3 separate regions of the Mus musculus genome follow, and regions 1 and 3 are each linked to region 2. A link is a loop called in an ENCODE intact Hi-C map of the cell type or tissue named here. Cell type or tissue: gastrocnemius. All regions are shown on one strand. Each heading gives the region's core, and the rest is flanking DNA. Links, peaks and the distances in the headings are about the cores only.

The links. A loop is a pair of places that touch in the nucleus more often than their neighbours do. Peaks named below come from ENCODE experiments on the same cell type or tissue, not always from the same donor. Only the 100,000 strongest peaks of a DNase experiment are listed, where the experiment ranks them.
Region 1: a loop joins it to region 2, with 6 times the contacts of the local background. A loop is called at or near these places in 24 of 42 quality-filtered maps.
Region 3: a loop joins it to region 2, with 8 times the contacts of the local background. A loop is called at or near these places in 6 of 42 quality-filtered maps.

What each region holds. Positions count from the first base shown.
Region 1 is chr4:140,551,719-140,558,352 of GRCm38, reverse strand. Arhgef10l (Rho guanine nucleotide exchange factor (GEF) 10-like) reads left to right here. Exons shown (of 29, transcript NM_001290803.1): 22 at 5,704-5,825. Among named protein-coding and RNA genes, the nearest start is that of Gm42335, 50 kb to the left of the region's middle. In gastrocnemius, for the core only: a CTCF peak has its summit at 2,920 (motif pointing left); a DNase peak (open chromatin) is centred at 2,917.
Region 2 is chr4:140,676,211-140,682,844 of GRCm38, reverse strand. Gm13025 (a long non-coding RNA gene) reads right to left here and starts at 3,100. Exons shown (of 3, transcript XR_001784551.2): 1 at 2,943-3,100; 2 at 1-101. In gastrocnemius, for the core only: CTCF peaks have their summits at 2,919 (motif pointing left) and 3,576 (motif pointing right); DNase peaks (open chromatin) are centred at 2,888 and 3,603; H3K4me3 peaks cover 554 bases; H3K27ac peaks cover 294 bases.
Region 3 is chr4:140,741,497-140,748,130 of GRCm38, reverse strand. Padi6 (peptidyl arginine deiminase, type VI) reads left to right here and starts at 5,488. Exons shown (of 16, transcript NM_153106.2): 1 at 5,488-5,642; 2 at 6,196-6,373. The coding sequence starts at 5,551. Padi4 (peptidyl arginine deiminase, type IV) reads left to right here. Exons shown (of 16, transcript NM_011061.2): 15 at 1-45; 16 at 1,774-2,623. The coding sequence ends at 2,007. In gastrocnemius, for the core only: a CTCF peak has its summit at 3,264; a DNase peak (open chromatin) is centred at 3,270.

The sequences.
Region 1 (6,634 bases), core at 834-5,833, 120 kb after region 2:
CCCATCACAGCTGCTAGCCTCTATACATAGAGGCTTGGTTATGGGTACACACAGAGGGCTCCAGAGAAGGAAGGAAAGGTCGGGGCTCTCAGAATTCTGCTGCCACCCCCCACCCCAGTTCTTAAAACTCTGCTCCCCGACCCTCATATCCCCAGGCCCCAGAACCTTTCCCTGACTGCTCTCCAGAGAAGGCCTGGGTGTGGCAGGCCCTTGTCACACCCACACTAGGAGGAGCCTCAGGGGCTTCAGGCAGGAGGCTGCACACAACCTGGGAGTCTCCCCGTGTCTCCTCTCTGGTGTAGCCTTCAGCTCTCTGTCTTCATGTCTACTCAGTACTGATGCAGGCCTGCAACCTTCGCCCTGGGAAGCCTGACTGTGTCCTAGGTCTAAATCTCATTAACTCTGCAAACCTTCCCTGTGCTAGGACCCCCTAAGCCAATGGTTCTCCTGGGGCCTGGGGATGTGAGTGAGGGTCAGGAGAGTCTTGAGAACTGGGGTGTAGCAGAACTGAGGAGAACCCCAACCTTCCCGGTACCGTGACCCTTCAGTGCAGTTCCTCGGGTTGCGGTGGCCCCTAACCATCAAATCATTTCAGCTGCTTCCCCATAACTATAATTTTGCCACGGTTATGAATCGTAATATAAATATCTTGTCTTCCGTTGGTCTTAGCTGACCCCTGTGAAAAGATCATTCGCTCCTCAAAGGGGTTGAGACCCACAGGTTGAGAACCACTGCTCTAAGCTTTTCCTGAATATGGTGGCCCTCTTCTCTGGGAAGGGGTACGAAGCCCTACACTCCAACTGGGAAGCTGTGGCCTTCAGCTGGCTTCCATGGATAGCATTGAGCGTTTCAGGGTGGGGTGGCTTAGGGGAAGGATGCTTGGCCTGGTGACTGGCTGTGACTGGTGACATCTCCCTGACTGGCTGTGACTGGTGGCTGTGACTGGTAGCATCTCCCTGACTGGCTGTGACTAGTAGTGTCTCCCTGTATCAGGCCGGCTGATGAGGAGGCCCTGAAGATGGCCGCGGATGTGGGAATTTTGAGACCAGAGGTCCGTGATGGTGAGGACCTCACCCTGGAGGCCGAGCACACAGCAGGGCTAGAGGTGGCTCAGCCTCTCCTCAAATTGTTAAGACCTCACTGATGGTCTTTCTAGGCTCCCCCCAACAACTCCAAATGACTGGAATTTGGTCCCCTGATTTCTAGATGGGGCAACAAGCTCATTGTCACACAGTGTGTTGAAGGCTGGGGTAGGTGGTGCCTAGGGTGCTTCTAGTAGGTTTGAGGAGATGCTTCCTAGGCTGGGGGAGGGGGTAAGGGGGGAGGGGGAAGGCTTCCATCCCTAGAGCTCCCTCCTGTGCCACAATGGCTCTTGAGTACCATGAGCGTTGCCAAACACGGCCCTAAATAAGCCTCCACTTAGTGTCAGTCGAAATCACCACTGTGCCGTTGGTGCGTCACCTGAATGTCACCTACCCCAGGTAGACTTTCCATGTTCAGTGGCCACAGCCTCCTCATCGGGTCTCAGCCGCTCTGGTTTTGTGACAGGGACAATGGCAGCGACAGATGGGGAGCCCACAACTCCATTTTCATTTAGCAATCTCAGTTGCACACAAGAAAGGCACCATCTGGAGGGAGAAGGTCAGATCGTTAAAAATATATATGGTGATGAAATGCCAGGGTCTGATAGGCTGGGGGGGAACAGGGGGACAGAGGGAGGAGCTGGGGGGAGCTGTGGGGGTGGGTGCTGTGCGTTCACCTATCTGGCTGTCAGGTGGGTGAGCGTCACAGGTCTCCTGCGTGGCATGGTGACTTTGGCTGTGAGTGTTCCCTGGGCAGGGATAGCATCTTAAATTGGGTTGTGTTTATTTACTGCTGGGCCTTAACTGAGAGGTAGCAGGGCAGGCCTTTTCCCACCGTGGCCTGAGCGTACTGTGCATCCAGCCCAATGGCTTACTTTCTTTACTGCGGTTCCCCGATGGGGCGACTTGTATGCATGTGCGGAAGTCGTGCTTGGCCTGACACATCTCTCACATGCTGGCTTTTTCCCCTCTTTCCCGTGACAGGGATATAGGTTTTATGGGACAGTTTCCAGGGCCCAGAGTGTGAAGGGCCACTTCTGGGGCCCATTAGGAAATGCTGTCACTGCTGAGGGCTTCAGACAGGGATGGGAGCCATCGGGGTCCCCGGCCAGCCTTTGTGCATTATAGGGAGCCTACAGCTTCTCCAGTGTGGTGGTCACCCATGTGACCACTCCAGTCTCTGTGACCCAGCTGGCGTTTGGGCTGGGTCTCTCTCAGGAGTGGTTCATCATTACACAGGCCAGCCTTTCTCTTTGGCCTTTCGTAAAAGCTGCTACTGTTGTGTTTGCATAGAAAGCACATGGATAGATAGTTTTGGCCTCCATGGACCAGCGGCACGGTAGAGAGCCTCCTGCTTCCACATCGCATGCACACCAGAATGGAGAAGCCCGTGGAGGAGCAGAGCCAACCCCGTTCCTTCAGTTATAATGCCTTGTGCCTCATAGGCTCATCTGAAGGGAAAACCACATTTAACCTCTAACCTCCCACACAGCACAGCTTAGCCCAGCCGACCTTTAGCACGTCCGGGTCATTTCCATTAGCCCAGGATCGAAGTGTGTGCTTAATCAAGTGTGTGTAGGCCATGTATATAAATAGCTGGGATAGAGCTCGGCTGTAATGCTTGCCTGGGCATGCCCAATATCCCGGGTGCCATCTTTAGAAATGAGGACAAACCAAGTTTGGATGCATGGACACACGTACATACATGCACGCATGGGAACCATACACAGGTGGGGGTTGGGAAATGTGACAAGATCCAAAAAGGCAACCTCCAGAAATGCCTGGTGTGCTGAGGTGGGTGACCTGGGGCTGGCTGTCTAGCATCTTGAGAGATGGCGCCACCTAGTGCCAGTCCAGGGAAGATCAATGCTCAGAATCCAAGGCTAGTCTCCGGCTTTCTCACCATGGCAAAGTGGATGGACTTAAATTGAGTCGCCCCAATCTGGAGACACTTGCAGTAATGAGGGATGTGACAGTTCTGGTGGGTTGGGACTGTTGAGAAGGGAGAATGGGGATGTGGTTAGGAGAGGAGCCCCCTGCAGAACGGGCTGGGGTAGCAGGGCAGCGTTCCCCGTAAAGGGACATCAAGAGCTGCGTGCTGAAACTGCTGACAATTGTGGAGCCTGGTGATCAGGAGATGCGGCTGGGAGGGAGGGTGGTCCTTGTGGCTCTTCTAGAAGAGTCTAGGGCTTACTCCAAGCCAACCAGGACACCACTGGTATTTTCAAATAGGGAGCAATGGGGTTCTGTGGAGGACTGGCTCTGGAGGCTGGGTGGAGGGCCGGTCACACATCCAAAAGAAGTGTGCCTTCCTGTTTTCCACCAAGGAGGAGTGTGGGCCTTAGGGAGGCTGTTGTCCCAACAGTTGATGACCTCTTCATGACCCCAGAGTTGTAGGCTCCCTGAAGGTTGGCATCTTCGGACAGAGCTAGCATTGGTCTGTGACAGCACACTGGGACTCAGAGTGGCCTTGTTAGAGTAGGCGTGGCCTTATTGAAGTAGGTGTGGCCTTGTTAGAGCAGGCGAGGTCTTGTTGGAGTAAGTGTGTCCCTGTAGGTGTGGCCGTATTGAGGGGTGTGTGGCCATGTTGGAGGGGTGTGGCCTTGTGTTCTTGTAGATTTAGTGTGAAGAACTTGGTTATTGGAGCCTAGAAGCCCCAAGTCCCCATGTGGGTCCTGCCTCATGCCAGTCAGGACCTAGTTTTGCTTCCTAGTCCCTCAGTGTCACCTCTATGGTGATGAGCACTTTATCCACATTTTATTACTGTGAATGCTGGCCAGGTTTTTTGTTTTTGTTTTTAGGGGGGATCATAGGTTTAGGGGTACATTCCACCATGGAAGGAAAGGAAGGCGTGAAGGCAGGGCCTTGAGGCAGCCGGTCACATCACATCTGCAGCCAGGAAGCATAGAGAGGTGGATGCTGGAGCTCAGCTCACTGTCTCCTTTCTGTTCAGCCCAGGACCCCAGCCTAGGGGATGGTGCCGCCCACGTTCAGGGTGGGCCTTCCCTCCTCAGTTAACCCAGGCTAGAAACTCCCTCACAGATTTGTCTCCATGGTGATTTAAGAGACTGTTAAGTTGCACTCGGTGTTAACCATCACACCTTGGTGCTTCCTGATACAGGGGCACACACACACACACACACACACACACACACACACACACACACGTGTCACACTGGCTGCTGTGGTCTGGTGTATAAGAAAGGAAGGCTTCTTAGTAGGCAGAATTTCTGGGGCTGATATTAGTTTCTTTCTGCCCCTTCCTCTCATTCATTCATGAAAATATTAAAATTTTTTTATGTATATTAGTATTTGTCTGCGTGAAATGTCTGTTCATGTTTGTGCCTTGTTTGGATCCCTTGGGCCTGGAGTTATAGACAGTTGTGAGCCATCTGTGGGTCCTGAGAATCAAACCTGGGTCCTCTGGAAGAGCAGCCAGGGCTCTCAGACTCTGAGCCATCTCTCCAGTCCCCTTGCCATTCATTCTTTGAGCCTGTGTGTTCTGAACTCTTAGTCTATGCCGGACGCTGCTGCAGGGTTAGTGGTGTATGTCGTAACCCAGACCCCGGCTCACAGCTTACGACCGAAGGACCTGTGGTGACAAGTCACAACTGTGTCTGTAGCTGACACTGATTCAGACGGGCATACAGACACCAAGGGAAACAGGACAGGCTTCGGTGACATTCAGAGGGGCTGTCATAGCCAGAGTGGTCGGGAAGGGCGTCTCAGAGGAGGCTGCCTTTGAGCAGAGCCTCCCCATCAAATGAGAAAGCACTGTCTGCTGGTGTGGATCTGCCCGTACCAGCAACTGTTAAGTCCAAAGCCACAGCGTCTGACTCAGTTCTTGGACACAGGAACCTTTGCTTAGCCTTCTCCAAAGGCTCCCATTCCACTCAGTGGACAGGTCTCACCTGGTCCAGTCCCGGCCTGGAACTCGCTGTGGAGCTGAGGGTGACCTTGAACTTCTGATGCTCCTGCCTCCACTTCTGAGGGCTGGACTATGGGTGTGTGCACCACACCTGATTCGTTCCATGCTGGGGATAGAACCCAGGAACTCTTGCATGCTAGGCAAATGCTCCATAGATGGAGCCACAACATACATCTAGATCTAGCCTTAAATCTCATCCCCACCCCGCTCACGGCTAGACCAGATGGCCATTGAGCCCCTAAGGTCTGTCTGTCTATACCTGCTGTCACCGGGGTTACAGGTACTCACTATCACAGGGGTGCTGAAGATTTGAACTCAGCCCCTCATGCTTGCACAGTGAGCGCTTTACCTACTGACCGTCTCCCCAGCCCACTCACCCTTTCACTGGCAAAGGAATTGAGACTCAGGGGGTTGGAATGTCTGCACAGGTTGATCCATGGTAGGGTCAGGCTGGGACTCTGCCCTTGGGTTTCCCAGATCCTCTGCCCGTGGTCCATAGACCAGTTCATAGCCCGATGCTCAGCTTCATTTCCGACCAAGCAGCATGTGGGGTGGGGGACTGATCAGAGCAATGAGGTCACTGTGGGACCTAGCCTGCTGGGGTCTGCGATGACTCCCAGGGCTGAGGGCCAGTCGCTATTGCTAGGGCTCACACCCTGACTAGTTTCATATACCCATTTCCTCTTGCTGCAGGGGAGGAGAACCAGCCAGGATGGCTGTGTCCCGATGAGGACAAGAAAAGCAAAGCCCCGTTCTGGTGCCCCATCCTGGCCTGCTGCGTCCCCGCTTTCTCCTCCCGGACCCTCAGTCTGCAGGTGAGTGGACCCGGCGTGTGGTAGCTGTGGAGGCCCTGCCTAGCCTGGGAGAACCAGTGTCTAGGTAGAGTTGTCACAGCTGGAAAGGCATGCCCAGTGTCTCAGTCCAGCTTAGAGACCCAGGGGGCCAAGCCATTTGTTCTTGTTCTGTGAGCTAGCTTTTCCGCGGAACGAACGAGGTCTGTGTGAGAATGACCAGCATGGGTCACGGGGTGGAAAATTCCATTATTTTGTGATAGTGGATACTAGCAACCTCATCTGTTGAAGTCTTGACTTTGGACTGTGCCCGACGCCACCAGGCCAAAGGGCTGCTTTGGTGGGACTGCCCTCATCCTGGCATGCTCTGTGACACTCATACCCTCTTACTTGCCCACTGCATTCTTTTCGTGTTAGCTTTACTTCTTATAATAGTGGTTAGAACGGCATTTCACAGGAGACGAAGGCCCAGCCAAAATGACAGTCAGTAAGGGGTTGGTTTCACCTGATGACAGTCTCCATGGTATTAACCACCAGGAAGCTCGCCCCCACAGCCGTCACTTGTCCCTTATGTCCTGGCAGAGCCCGCCCCTCCATCTGGAGCAACCGTTGTCTATCCTCTCCCAAGCAGATGAGGACCCTGAGCTCTGGGACGGGCGAGCGAGCGTGGGACCCAGCACAGATAAATAGTCGCAGGAGCCGTGCGGGCTGGGCTGTAGACTGGGGCGCTAAGAGCTGACAGAGCACCTTGGCGATGTAAGTTCATCGTTCATTCCTCCATTCATCTGTCTGTTCACGGGTCATCCCTGAGCACCTATTGAATGCTAGAACTG
Region 2 (6,634 bases), core at 853-5,852:
TAACCTGCACGGGTACACACTTGCACATGCATGAACACGGCTGGATCTTGCCAGGTGTAGAATTCTGTGTGACCTCAGGCAAGCTCCTTGACCTCTCCAGGCTGTGAAGATTCAGTGCCACAGATTGGGAAGGTGGCCAGAGCTTCTGTGGCCTACAACTGGTCCAGCCCTAGGAACGGTGTCTGTCTTCTCACTCTTTTTTTGTTTGTTTGTTTTTTTGTTTTTTTGGTTCTTTTCGTTTTTTTCGAGACAGGGTTTCTCTGTGTCACCCTGGCTGTCCTGGAACTCACTCTGTAGACCAGGCTGGCCTCGAACTCAGAAATCCACCTGCCTCTGCCTCCCAAGTGCTGGGATTAAAGGCGTGTGCCACCACTCCTGGCCTGTCTTCACTTTTGTGATAGATGCCCAGCTGGATTGTTGCAGAAATCTCCTAAGGGCTTTCTGGGAAAGCGAGGTTCCAGGGTTGTGCCACATAGTCTTGTTATTTTGAATTGCTAAAGACCATCTTTGTCTACATCTAGAAAGCACGCAATCAAAACATTGGGAGAAACTTTGGGGCGGGCGGTTCCTTTAATGGCCTTTTCTTTTTGGTTGACTTGCTTCAGATATTCTTAAAAAGTTTGATTTTTATGTGTGTGTGTGTGTGTGTGTATATGTGTGTGTGTGTGTGTGTGTGTGTGTGTGTAGTTTTGTCTGTTTTTTGAGGCAGGGTTTATGTGTAGCCCTGGCTGTCCTGGAACTCAATCTCTAGAGCAGGCTGTCCTCAAGCTCACAGAGATCCGCCTGTCTCTGCTTCCCCAAGGACTGGGATTAAAGATGTGTGCCACCAAGGCTGGCTATTAAAATAAATGTTAAAAAAACAAAAACCTGCCGGGCGTGGTGACGCACGCCTTTGAGAATCCCAGCACTTGGGAGGCAGAGGCAGGCGGATTTCTGAGTTCAAGGCCAGCCTGGTCTACAAAGTGAGTTCCTGGACAGCCAGGGCTACACAGAGAAACCCTGCCTTGAAAAACCAAAAAAAAAAAAAAAAAAAAAAAAAAAAAAAAAGAAAAGAGAAACCAAAACAACAACAACAACAAAACCAGTGAGATTAAATAAATACCCATGAAGAGGAAGAAGAAGGCTTAAGAGATGTTAAGTAAAAATGGCAGGTCCTGGAGAAGTAGGTCTGTGGTTAAGGGCACTTATTCTTCCAGAGCACTCCCGTTCATTCCCAACACCCACATGGTAGCTCACAACCATCTGTAACTCCAGTCTCAGGGGATCTGATGCCCTCATCTGGCTTCCTTGGGCACCAGGCATAGATATGGTATACAGCCATACATGCAGGCAAAATGCCTGTATACATAAAAATCAAAATAAAGAAGTAAAAATTACAGCGGTCTGTTGACTTGGACTAATCAAACGGCCGCCAAGTGGCCAGGCTAAAGATGGACTCTATTCCACTCCTCTCAAGTGAGCTCTTTCCTGGCCTGGATGTGCAGGAGAAATGTTTTCTAGCTAAATTCTCAGGCAGGCGATCACACTGACAGCTAAAGACACTCCTTCCTTCATGATCACGTCAGAGTCCCCTGGAATTCCAAGCATATTGTTTCCCTTTTTATAGACGTGGCTTTGACAGTCTAACACACCAGAGCACCTACTATGTGCGTTGGAATCCTAGAATAATTCCACAAAACGATTTTATAACATCTAAAGACCTTTAATAAAGGCTGCTAAGCCAGGGCTGGGCTGAGGCACAGTGGTGGCTTGGTTTGCTTAGCGCTTGAAGACCTGGACTCCCCCACACCATTAAAGGCAGGAAGCAGGACTGGAGATGTAGTTTAGCTGGTCGAGTGTCTGCTGTTGAAGCATGAAGCCCCAGCGCCCTACAAACTAGGCATGGAGGTGCACCCTGCCACCCCAGCCTGGGAAGTGGAGAGAGGAAGTTCAAGGTCATTTTCAGCTACTGTGTGTGTGTGTGTGTGTGTGTGTGTGTGTGTGTGTGTACTGTACATGCTTGCCTGTTGGATTCTGGGACTGGGTTTACAGGTGGTTGTGAGCCACCCCTTTGAGCCATTTTTTCAGTCCCTACAATTCTGTTTTGGGTTGTGTATTTTCTTTTCTTTACTTTTTTACTTTTTTTTTTTTCCAAGACAGGGTTTCTCTTTATAGCCCTGGCTGTCCTGGAACTCACTCTGTAGACCAGGCTGACCTCGAACTCAGAAATCCGCCTGCCTCTGCCTCCCGAATGCTGGGATTAAAGGCATGTGCCACCACGCCCAGCTTTTTTTTTTTTTTTTTTTTTTTTTTGAGACAGGGTCTCTCTGTATAGCTCTGGCTATCCTGGAACTCTGTAGACCAGGCTGGCCTCAAACTCATAAATCTGCCTGCCTCTGCCTCCCGGGTGCTGGGATTAAAGGCGTGCGCTACCACGCCCGGCTTCACGCCCAGCTTTTTTGTTTGTTTGTTTTGTTTTTTTGTTTTTGAGACGGTTTCTCTGTGTAGCCCTGGCTATCTTGGAACTCACTCTGTAGACCAGGCTGGCCTCAAAGTCAGAAATCCGCCTGCCTCTGCCTCCCAAGTGCACTGCCCGGCTCTTTTTTTCTTTTTCCTAGACAGTTTCTCTGTGTAGCCCTGTCTGTCCTGGAAATCTCCGTAGACCAGGCTGGCCTCTGAGATTCCGCCTGCCTTTGCCTCCCTAGTGCTGGGATTAATAGTGTGCGCTGTCACCTCCTGGGTTCCATATTTTTTCATTCTCAGTGTCGGCCCCCGCCCCCGGCCCGCCCCGCCTCGCCCCTCCTCACCCCTCCCCCTCCCTCCCTGGTAACACCCACCCCCACCCCACCCCTTTTTGGCTTCCTTCCTGGCTCACTCATCCTTCCAGCTCAGCTTTCCCTGGCTCTCTGTCTCCCTCTGCTGCTCACCAGACATGGTGCATCGACATCTTTTGGCTCTCTTACCACAAACCCGGAACAGGAGGGAAAGGGAAACCGTGGCTCCTCAAGTCCTACCAACGGGACGTTTCTTCCTCTTTCTGGTGGTCTCACTCTGTAGCTCAGGTTGGCCTTGCAATCATGATCTTCCTGGCTCCATCTTTCCTGTACTGAGATGATGGGTATGAGCTACCACGCATGCCTACTGCTTGCCTCCCCATCCCCACCCCTAAAACAGCCTGGAACTCACAGATATCCACCTGCCTCTGCCTTTTGAATGCTGGGATTAAAGGCACAGGCCAACATGTTCTGTCCCCTTCAGCTTCATGAAAGTGTGGTCTGTTCAATGGTCCTGGCCAAATAGACATAAATTATTATTTGGGACCCAGAGGACTAAGTCCTTGACTCATACTGTCTGTCACCCAATGCAGATCACCTCCTCCAGGAAGGCTTCCTGGGCTGGACAGACTAGGCTAGGTGAGTTCCCTTGGCTCTGTTCTGGGGATCCTTTCAGAAATGGTTGATTTCCTCTGAAGAGAGCACGAGATTTTCAAGGCTAAGATGCTGCTGGGGTTTTTTAGCATCTCAGGCAGACCCCTCACCCTCACCCCCAAAGCACAGAGGAAAGAAGGGAAGTCCTCTTGGCCTTGTTCTCACTGCCGCCAGCAGGGGGCACTGGAGCCCCACGCTTTTGCACAGACCGGTCCTGCTGGAGTGGGAGAGGGCCCAGGTGAGTCCTCTCTTCTCCTTCAGTATCAGGTCAGGCTGTGAAGAACCCGGGGACCTGGGCTCAGGACATCCCATCTGGGGTTTTGTGTCTTCCCCTCTGACTCTTGTATTTATTAAGGCTAGGATGGACCAGGCTAGCACAGTGCCTCATGTAGCACAGGCTGGCCTTGAATGTGCTATGTAGCCGAGGATGGCCTGGTACCTCTGATCTTCCCTCTCCCTCCCGATGCTGGGATTACAGGCTTGCATCATCACACCCAGGCCTGAAGCTGACAGTGGACCCTGGGAAAGTCTCACCTGCAGGTCAGAAGGAACGAAAGGTGTATAACAGGGACCTGGCTTTCCATCCATCCATCTATCCATCGTCCATCTGTCTATCCGTTCATCATCCATCCATCCATCCATCCATATTCGGAGGATGGTGATACCTGTGCCATTTTTTTTTAATTGAGATGGAGTCCAATGTAGCTCAGGCTGGCCTTGAACTTTATGTAGCTGAGACTGGCTGAAGATCAGTGTCTGCTGTGTATCTGGATGCTATAGGTAGAAGATAGCAGATACTGGACCACTGGACTTGTGGCCTTCATCCCAAAACTGCTAGGATTAGGGGTGCACCCTCCCACACCTGCTCACACCCCACTTCTGTGGGCTGGTTTGGTTTGCTCCATCCAGGAGAGAACCTCTCCCTCCCTCCCTCCCTCCCTCCCTCCCTCCCTCCCTCCCTCTCTCCCTCCCTCCCTCCCTCCTTCCCTCCCTCCCTTCCTCCCTCCCTTCCTTTTTCCTCCCTTCTTCCTCTTCTCCTCTTTCTTCTGACTTGCTATGTAGCCCTGGCTGTCCTAGAACTTGCTCTGTAGACCAGGCTGGCCTCAAACTCACAGAGATCCACCTGCCTCTGCTTCCCAGTGCTGGGACTAAAGGTGTGCACCCCCATGCTCCAACCCCCTTACTTACATGTTGCGGGAAATATTAAAAATGAACCTGCCAACTCTCCAATCTCCTGCTTCTCTCAACTCTCCAACTCTTCGGCAGGGACTCCTGAGTTTCTCTCGCTACCACACAATGCCCACGCACCCCACGGTCAGCCATCACAACACCCAATTACCCAGTAGAATTAAAACTTTTTTTTTTTAATTTATTTATTGGGAGCTGGAGAGATGGCTCAGCAGGTAAGAGCACTGACTGCTCTACTGAAGGTCCTGAGTTCAAATCCCAGCAACCACATGGTGGCTCACAACCACCCATAATGAGATTTGACGCCCTCTTCTGGTGTGTCTGAAGTCAGCTACAGTGAACTCATGTACAATAATAAATAAATCTTTAAAAGAATAATTTATTATATGTAAGTACACTGTAGCTGTCTTCAGACACACAAGAAGAGGGCATCTGATCCCATTACAGATGGTTGTGAGCCACCATGTGGTTGCTGGGATTTGAACTCAGGACCTTTGGAAGAACAGTCAGTGCTCTTAACCGCTGAGCCATCTCTCCAGCCTGAATTAAAACTTTATTTTTCTTTCGAGACAGGGTTTCTCTGTACAGCCCTGGCTGTCCTGGAACTCACTTTGTAGACCAGGCTGGCCTTGAACTCAGAAATCCGCCTGCCTCTGCCTCCCAAGTGCTGGGATCAAAGGCGTGTGCCACCACGCCCCGAGAATTAAAACTCTTAAAGCTTATAGTTAATCAATCAGATTTATGTGTCAATCAAGTCACAGTTTACAAGATGCCAATGCAATCATTTCAGAGCGAGTTGATAATGCTAAAAGCTTTATCCCAATTATGATATAATAACTGTGGCGGGTTCACGTCCACCTCCATCCTCCCTCCTCTCTCCCCTGAGATGCTCTCTGTCTCTGCCACTCTTATCTCTGCCTCCCTTTCCCTGTCCAATCACAGGCTTCCTCTGCACTAATGTAATTGGGCAGGGAAATCCCTGCAACACTTACATACTGGGGATCACATGCAGGCCTCACGCCAGCTAGGTTAAACACCCTGCAACTGAGGTTCATCAACAGCCTTTGCTTTGTTATTAATTAGACTTTTTGTTTTATGCATTGTTGTTAGATATAAGGCATCAGGGCACACACCTTTAACCCCAGCACCAGGGAGGCAGAAGCCATCAGATCTCTGTGAGTTCAAGGCCAGCCTGGTCTACATAGCAATTCCAGATCAGCCAGGACTACATTGTGAGGTCCCGTTTTGTGTGTGTGTGTGTGTGCGCGCGCGCGCGTGTGCGCGTGCATGTGTGTGTGTTTTAGGGTCCTGAGAGATGGCTCAGAGGTTAAGAACACTCTGGGTTTCCAGAGGATCTCAGTTCTATTCCTAGCATTTAGGTGACAGCTCACACCAATCTGTACTCCAATTCCGGAGGATACAACACCCTCTTTTGGCTCTGAGGGCACCAGGCATCCATGTAGTACATATATGTACTTGCAAGTAAAGCACTCAGATGCATAAAATAAAAACAAGTACATATATCTTGTTGTTGGTTGTGTGTGTATGTTATTGTTATGTTTTCGAGACAGGGTTTCTCTGTGAAGCCCTGGCAGTCCTGGAATGCACACTGTAGACCAGGCTGGCCTTAAACTCAGAGATGCCTCTGTCTCCTGAAGAAAAAAAAAAAAAAAGCAAATCTTTGGAAAGAAATAAAATTGAACCTGGGCAGTGGTAGTGCTTACCTTTAATCCTAACCCTCAGAAGGCAGGAGCTGCAAAAACCAATCAACCACCAACAACAATAATAAAAAGAAACAAAATAGAAATTTTATTTTATAATTTAGACACAATCCTAACCCTCAGAAGGCAGGAGCTGCACAAACCAATCAACCACCAACAACAATAATAAAAAGAAACAAAATAGAAATTTTATTTTATAATTTAGACACAATCTCACTACCTGGTTGTGGCTGCTCTGGAACTTACTATAGAACAAGCTGACCCTGAACTTTTTGAAGACCCTTCTGCTTCTGTGTGCTGGTTAGTGTTACATCAATT
Region 3 (6,634 bases), core at 499-5,498, 66 kb before region 2:
AACTCCAGAGGGAACTCTAAGGCCCAGGCCTTCTTCCCAAACATGGTAAGGAGGTGACAGCCACCGCCTGACTCCCTCTGACTCAAATGACCTCCTAAACTGCAGGACACAGCCTGGCCAGGCATAAGGCAGGTCCAGGTGGCACTTCCGTGCGCCCTTTGAGGCTCACATAGCCCTCTCGGCACCCAGAGCCTCTTCTGAGCCTCACACAATGTCAGGAGTGCCCTCTCTCGTGGCTTTGCCTTCCAGAGGCAGGCTCAGAGAAATTAGGTGTCTAACACAAAAACACACAGCAGGCAAGGGATGGCAAAGCCAGGGTCTGGTTTCAAAACCAGCTCTACCCTGCTGCTTCTTGTCTCCCATACTGCGTTAAGGGGACCAGCAGACACGGGCCATAGACAAAGTGTTCTGCGGTGGCATTCGCTGCCAGGAAGGGGGCCCCTGTGAAACAGGACCCAGAGCAGGGCCAGATTTGACCTTTGTTACTTAACTGTGACTGCCACGTGTCTTCCTACCTCCCCCTGCCTTTTTTACCAGCCTCCTCCAAAGGACACCTGAGTACTGGGTGGAGAATTACCTAGATCTAAGGAGCTGGTGATGTTTCTTGGCACAGTCGTTTCCAAACCGGGCTCCCTGGAGCTCTGGGGTTCCAAGGCAGCAGCTCCACTCTAGCCATTGAGGTGTCTCCTCCTCCATGTATTGAGCTATGACAGAAGACTCCATTGAGTAGGGAAACCGGTCTCCCTCTCTCCCTGAACATAGTGCCCGAGGCCCAGGGATCACAGTTCACTGTGATGCGTTCTAAGTGAGCTCAAACAGCTCGTGGCCCTTTACCCACAGGACACTTGTTAGAGGCACACACGCAGTGTACAGTGTGTCCACCACATGAGAGGTGAAGGCAGAAGAGTCTGGGGTTCAGAGTCAGCCTTGGCTACAAGAGACCAAGTCACCAAAAAGAGCTGTGCGGGCTGGAGGGATGGCTAAGCAGTCAGAGTCCTTGATGCTCCTCTCAAGGACCCCAGTTCGATTCCTAGCACTCACATTGAATGGCCCTCCAACCGCCCACAACCTCAGCCTAGAGGATCTAGGTGTCTCCTGGATTCCTTGAGACACCTGCACGCACCTGGCAGACGCAGACAAAAATAAACGGAAAACTCGAGGGTGGGGTACAGCCGGGTGGCTTAGTGGCTAAGAGCACTTGCTATGGAACTCTGACGGCCAGAGTTCAGATTCCAGCACCACAGTAACAAGCTGGGTGTCACCCACATGTGCCACCCACATGCCTGTAAATCCCTGCTCTGAGGGACACAGAGACAGAGGCTTGCAGGCAAGTCCAGGGAGAGAGACCTGGCCTCAAAGGAATACACTGAAGAGCACACAAGAGGCTCTGGGTGCACCCACCCCGCAAGGCACACACAAAAACACTGTGGGGAGGAGGAGAGGAGGGGGAGAAGGAGTGAGGAGAGGGGCAGGAGGAGGGAGGGGGAGGGGAGGGGAGAGGGAATAGGAGGAGAGGGAGGGGGAAAGGGAGGGGGAAAGGGAAGGGGAAAGGAGGGGAAGGGAAGGGGAGAAAGAGAAGGAGGGGAGGGGGAGAAGGAGTGAGGGGAAAAGGAATGAAGGGAAGAGAGAAAAAGGGGAGGAAGGGCAGGAGAGAGAGGGAGGGAGGGGGAAAGAGAGATGCAAAAGGGAAAAAGAACCAGTCTTAGTCCAGAGACCTGTAGGCCCTACCTACCCTACAGCTGTTGCCTCTGATCTGGCCCCACCCTCCCGCAGGTGAACATGCTGGTCCTGGGCAAGTACCTGGGCATCCCCAAGCCCTTTGGGCCCATCATCGATGGCCACTGCTGCCTGGAGGAGGAGGTGCGTTCCCACCTGGAGCCGCTGGGTCTGCACTGCACCTTCATCAACGACTTCTACACCTACCACGTGTACAACGGGGAGGTTCACTGTGGCACCAATGTGCGCAGGAAGCCCTTCACCTTCAAGTGGTGGCACATGGTGCCCTGAGTCACTACCCCAGGCAGCCTCCCTCGAGGACTGTCCTGGCCAGAGGTGGCTGCTCCCCACCCCCACCCCCACCCCGCAGCGAGGTGCAGCAAGAGATCTGGGGATGGTTGGGCTTCCACAGAGGTGGCCACTGTCCCTGCTGTGACATGTTTGCTTCACCCACATCTGGCTCCTGTCCCATCTCTGTGTGTCCTCAAATGGTCCTTGCATAGCAAGCTCAGCTCTGCTTAGAGATGCTGCAATAAAGATGTAGTTTTGTATCTTTAGTTTACCACGGAGTTCCACACCCCCAGCCCCACCCTCCGCAAAGCACATTGGAATCAATTTCAAAGCACCAATGAGGTGAAAAAGCTTCAACTATGGCTGGCAGCTCTTTTGACTTATTTACTCTGCCGTATGTGTCTCTCTCTTTATATATATTTAATAAAAATTAAAAAAAAAAAACAAACCACGGCTGGCAAGATGGCTCAGCGGGTAAGAGCATTGACTGCAGGTCATGAGTTCAAATCCCAGCAACCACATGGTGGCTCACAACCATCTGTAACGAGATCTGACTCCCTTTTCTGGCGTGTCTGAAGACAGCTACAGTGTACTTACATATAATAAATAAATCTTAAGAAAAAAAAAGGGCTTGTGAGATGGCTCAGTGGTTAAGAGCACCGACTGCTCTTCCAAAGTTCCTGAGTTCAAATCCCAGTAACCACATGGTGGCTCACAACTATCTGTGACGCTCTCTTCTGGTGCATCTGAAGACAGCTACAGTGTACTTAGGTATAACTCGGGAGGCAGAGGCAGGCAGATTTCTGAGTTCGAGGCCAGCCTAATCTACAGAGTGAGTTCCAGGACAGCCAGGGCTACACGGAGAAACCCTGTCTCAAAAAACAAACAAACAAACAAACAAACAAACAACCCCCCCCACACACACACAAATTCCTTGGAGCCTAAGGTGATGACACACACCCTTAACTCCCACCCTCCGGAGACAGAGGCAGGTGGATCTCTGTGAATTCAAGACCAAGCTGGTCTATATATTGAGTTCAGGCTAACAGGTCTACACAGTGAGATCCAGAGACAATTAATTAACGTTTAATTAAAATGAGTAAATAGAAACACGTTCCTCAGGCCAGTGAGATGGCTCAGTGGGGAAAGGCACTTGCCATGAAACCAATGGTGAGCCAAGGCTGGTCCCCAGGACCTGAGTAAAGGTGGGGAGAGAGACCTGCCTCTACAAAGCTGTCCTTTGACTGCCACAGGCATGCACTGGGTGGCGCTGGTGTGTCACACATGCTACTTGCCTTTGCCTCCCAAGTACTGGGACTAGAAGTGTGGCCACCATGCCCTACTGTGAGAGAGAGAGAGAGAGAGAGAGAGAGAGAGAGAGAGAGAGAGAGAGAGAGAGAGAGAGAGAGACCACAGTGCACATGTGGAGATCAGAGGACAGCTTGTGAGACTCACTTTCCTCCTTCCACCATGCGTGCTCTGCACATCGGGCTCAGTGGTGAACGTCTTTAACCCACTGAGCTACCTGGCCAGTCCTGACTTTTCTTTAACCTCATCAAGCCAAAAATTCCCTTCATCCCCCTCCCTCAGAGACTGCCTAAGAGTGCTCTGAGACAGACGTGGTAAATGCCACAGACCAGGTGTTCCACAGACCAGGTGTTCCTAAACCCCAGGAAGGGACCCAGTTTCTCATACTGGGACCAAAGCAATTTTACTTGGCGGGAAGCTGAGTAGCTGGGTGGCTGTTCCCTTCCCTCTCCAGGTCCCCCAAGAGAGCTCCTCTCTGCCTCTTCCAGCTTCGGATTGATTGATTGATTGATTGATTGATTGATTGATTGATTGATTGAGACAGGGTCTTCCTAGAAGCCCTAGTCTGTCTGAAACTCCTTTTTTAGCCAAGGCTGCCCTCAGACTTGTAACCATCTTCCCGCTTGAGCCTCCTGGGTGCGTGGATGCAGGTATGCACCTCTGAGGCGGCTGGGAGCTAGCTCCTTCTCTGAGAGGCCAGTAGAATGGAGAAAGAGAGTAATGGAGGCTGCTCTCTCTAGGCTGTGCCCTGCACCAAGGTCTTCTGGGAAATATGAAGTTTCCATACAGAATCTCCTTAATTAACCTAGGCTGGCTCCCTATTCTTGTTCCTCCTGCCTCCATCTACCCAGTTCTGGGATTGCAGACGTGAGCCACCATGCTCGGCTCTTAATGAGCAAATAACAGGGACGTGGAGGCAGATAGTTCTCTACCAAGGAGCTATGCTCCCACCTATCCCCTTTTCAGAACATTGGCACAGTCTTGTTAAATTGACCAATCTAGACTTGAAGTCACTCGGTAATCACAGGCTAGCCTACCTCAGCTGGATCTTTTTTTCCCCCCTGACAACACATACATATACTATGGAATGCAATACAGAATTTGGCGGCTTTTTGAAACAGAGCATCATTCTGAAACCCAGGCTGGTCTCAAACTCACAGAAATCCTCCTGCCTCAGTGTGGGTGCTGAACAGGTGACAGGCAGGGACTACCATGTGTGGCTTTGTAGTCTGATCTAGGAATGCCAATACTGAAGAGACCATGAACCTCAAAGATGTATGTGTCATCTCAGCGACTCCACAGGGCACGAGAATGCTGACCCCCCCCATTTTAGCAGTTTTGAACTGCACAGTAGATATACAATTTCCTTTCTGCTTCGTGTGTGTGTGTGTGTGTGTTCTCACACCACAGTGCACATGTGAAGGTCAGAGGTCAGCCTAAAGGGATAACAGCTGTAAGCCAGGCTGCACAGGTCTAGCCCATGCACCAGCTCCTGCTGCCCATCCCCCACCCTACCCGCCCTGATGCTAACAAGAGACACAGCTGTGACTGACTGGCTTATCATCGTTATCACCCGGGAAAAGGATGCAGATTGCCTGCCAGGATCAGGGATTTGCAGAGCTAGCTATAGCTTCCTGACACTTCTGTGAGCATAGCACTTTACCAAGTACCCCCACTAGCTGCCAAGAAGCACACATCCTAGAACAGTGGTCCTCAACCTTCTTAGTGCTGCAACCCTTTAATACAGGTGGTGACCCCCAACCATAAGCTTATTTCGTTGCTACCTCATAACTGTGATTTTGCTACTGTTATGAATCATAATATGCAGGATATCTGATGTGTGACACCACCACCATCCCAGCCTTGAGGCCAAAACAGGTTGAGAGCTACTGTCCTAGAACCAAGACTCCCCCATAATCTTGAGATGTAGCACCCAGACCAGTGGGAAGGGCAGAGCCCCAAGCTGTTAGACTCCAATTTCCTAGGGCTGCAGGGTCTACAGGCAGCAGCTGCTAAAACTTTGATGCTGAGTAGAAGGATCTCTCCCTTCACCCTTCCCCCTACCTCCTTCTCCTCTTCCTCCTCCTCCAGGCTCACCTGTGAACCCTTAACAAGGGGGCGGGCTGGGGTGGTCCTTACCTCTACTAAAGAGGAAGGCCAGGAAGCCCCACCGTCCTAGGCAATTACTCTGGTGGGTAAGGACTGCTGACAGTGGCTAGCTTGGTAAGCCCAGCCATGTCTTTTCAGAACTCACTCAGCCTGTCTCTGGTCAATCCCACCCATGCCCTCTGCATGGTAGGCATGGAAATCACCTTGGACATCAGCAAGTAAGGCTTAGCGGGTGTCTGTAGGGGTAATGAGAAGGGAGGGTCTGGGCAGAGTCCCTGTGCCCAGAAGTCCGAGGTTAGCGCTCTCAGCTGAACTGACCGACCCCAAGGAAATCTGGCTTGGTCTCTGAGAGCCCTCCCATCCCAGCTCGGGATACTGACTTACAGCTTTCTCTGCCTCTTGCAAGATCCCTGTTAGCTTCGAAGGTGTCCTTGAGTAGGCGGGGGTTGTGTCTTACGGTTCTGGCATCTGCTCACTCCATGACTGTGAAGCTGAGGCTTGTATGTAAAATGAAGATGTGATCCTCACAAGGAGGCTTTGGGGGAGCGGGAGGTTGGGGTGGGACATCCATCAAAGGCGTGGAGGTCCTGGGGGTCGAGATGGTAAGAGAGGCTGAAGACGTTAGCGCCCGCCCCCCCCCCCACAAGCTTCACTGACAACTCTCCTCAATTCCGTAAGATGGATGCAGACTCCAGATCGGGGGCTGTCCTGGAACCCTGTCGCCTCATCGGTTGGTGAGTCTTCTAACCTGTATTGTCTCCTTCAAACCAGGTGTGCACCAGACAAGTGCAAGTCTTTCACCATCCGTGGTTCCCCCAGGATCTTGATCCACATCTCTAGCTCCGTCATCGCTGGCAAAGAGGACACTGTGGTCTGGAGGTCAATGAACCATCCCACAGTGGCATTGGTGAGGATGGTGGCGCCCAGCCCCACTGTGGATGAAGACAAGGTGAGCCATGGAGGGGAGAGGGGTAACCTTTAACCTACCCAGGTGATCTCAATGTGGAAGCTGGCAAGCCTAGCTGAAGGCCATTGGCAACAGGCCTGCCTACCCAAGGCAGACCCAGCTGCAGCTGTCTGTGGGCAGGGAGAGAGAGGCAGTTAAGGGATGGTGAGTGGGCGGAACCTGCCCATCTATGTGTCGGCGGAAGGCAGTTTCCTTCAGCGAGTGGCTCACTTGGGTAAGCACTGTACCTTGAGTCGGGCCAGA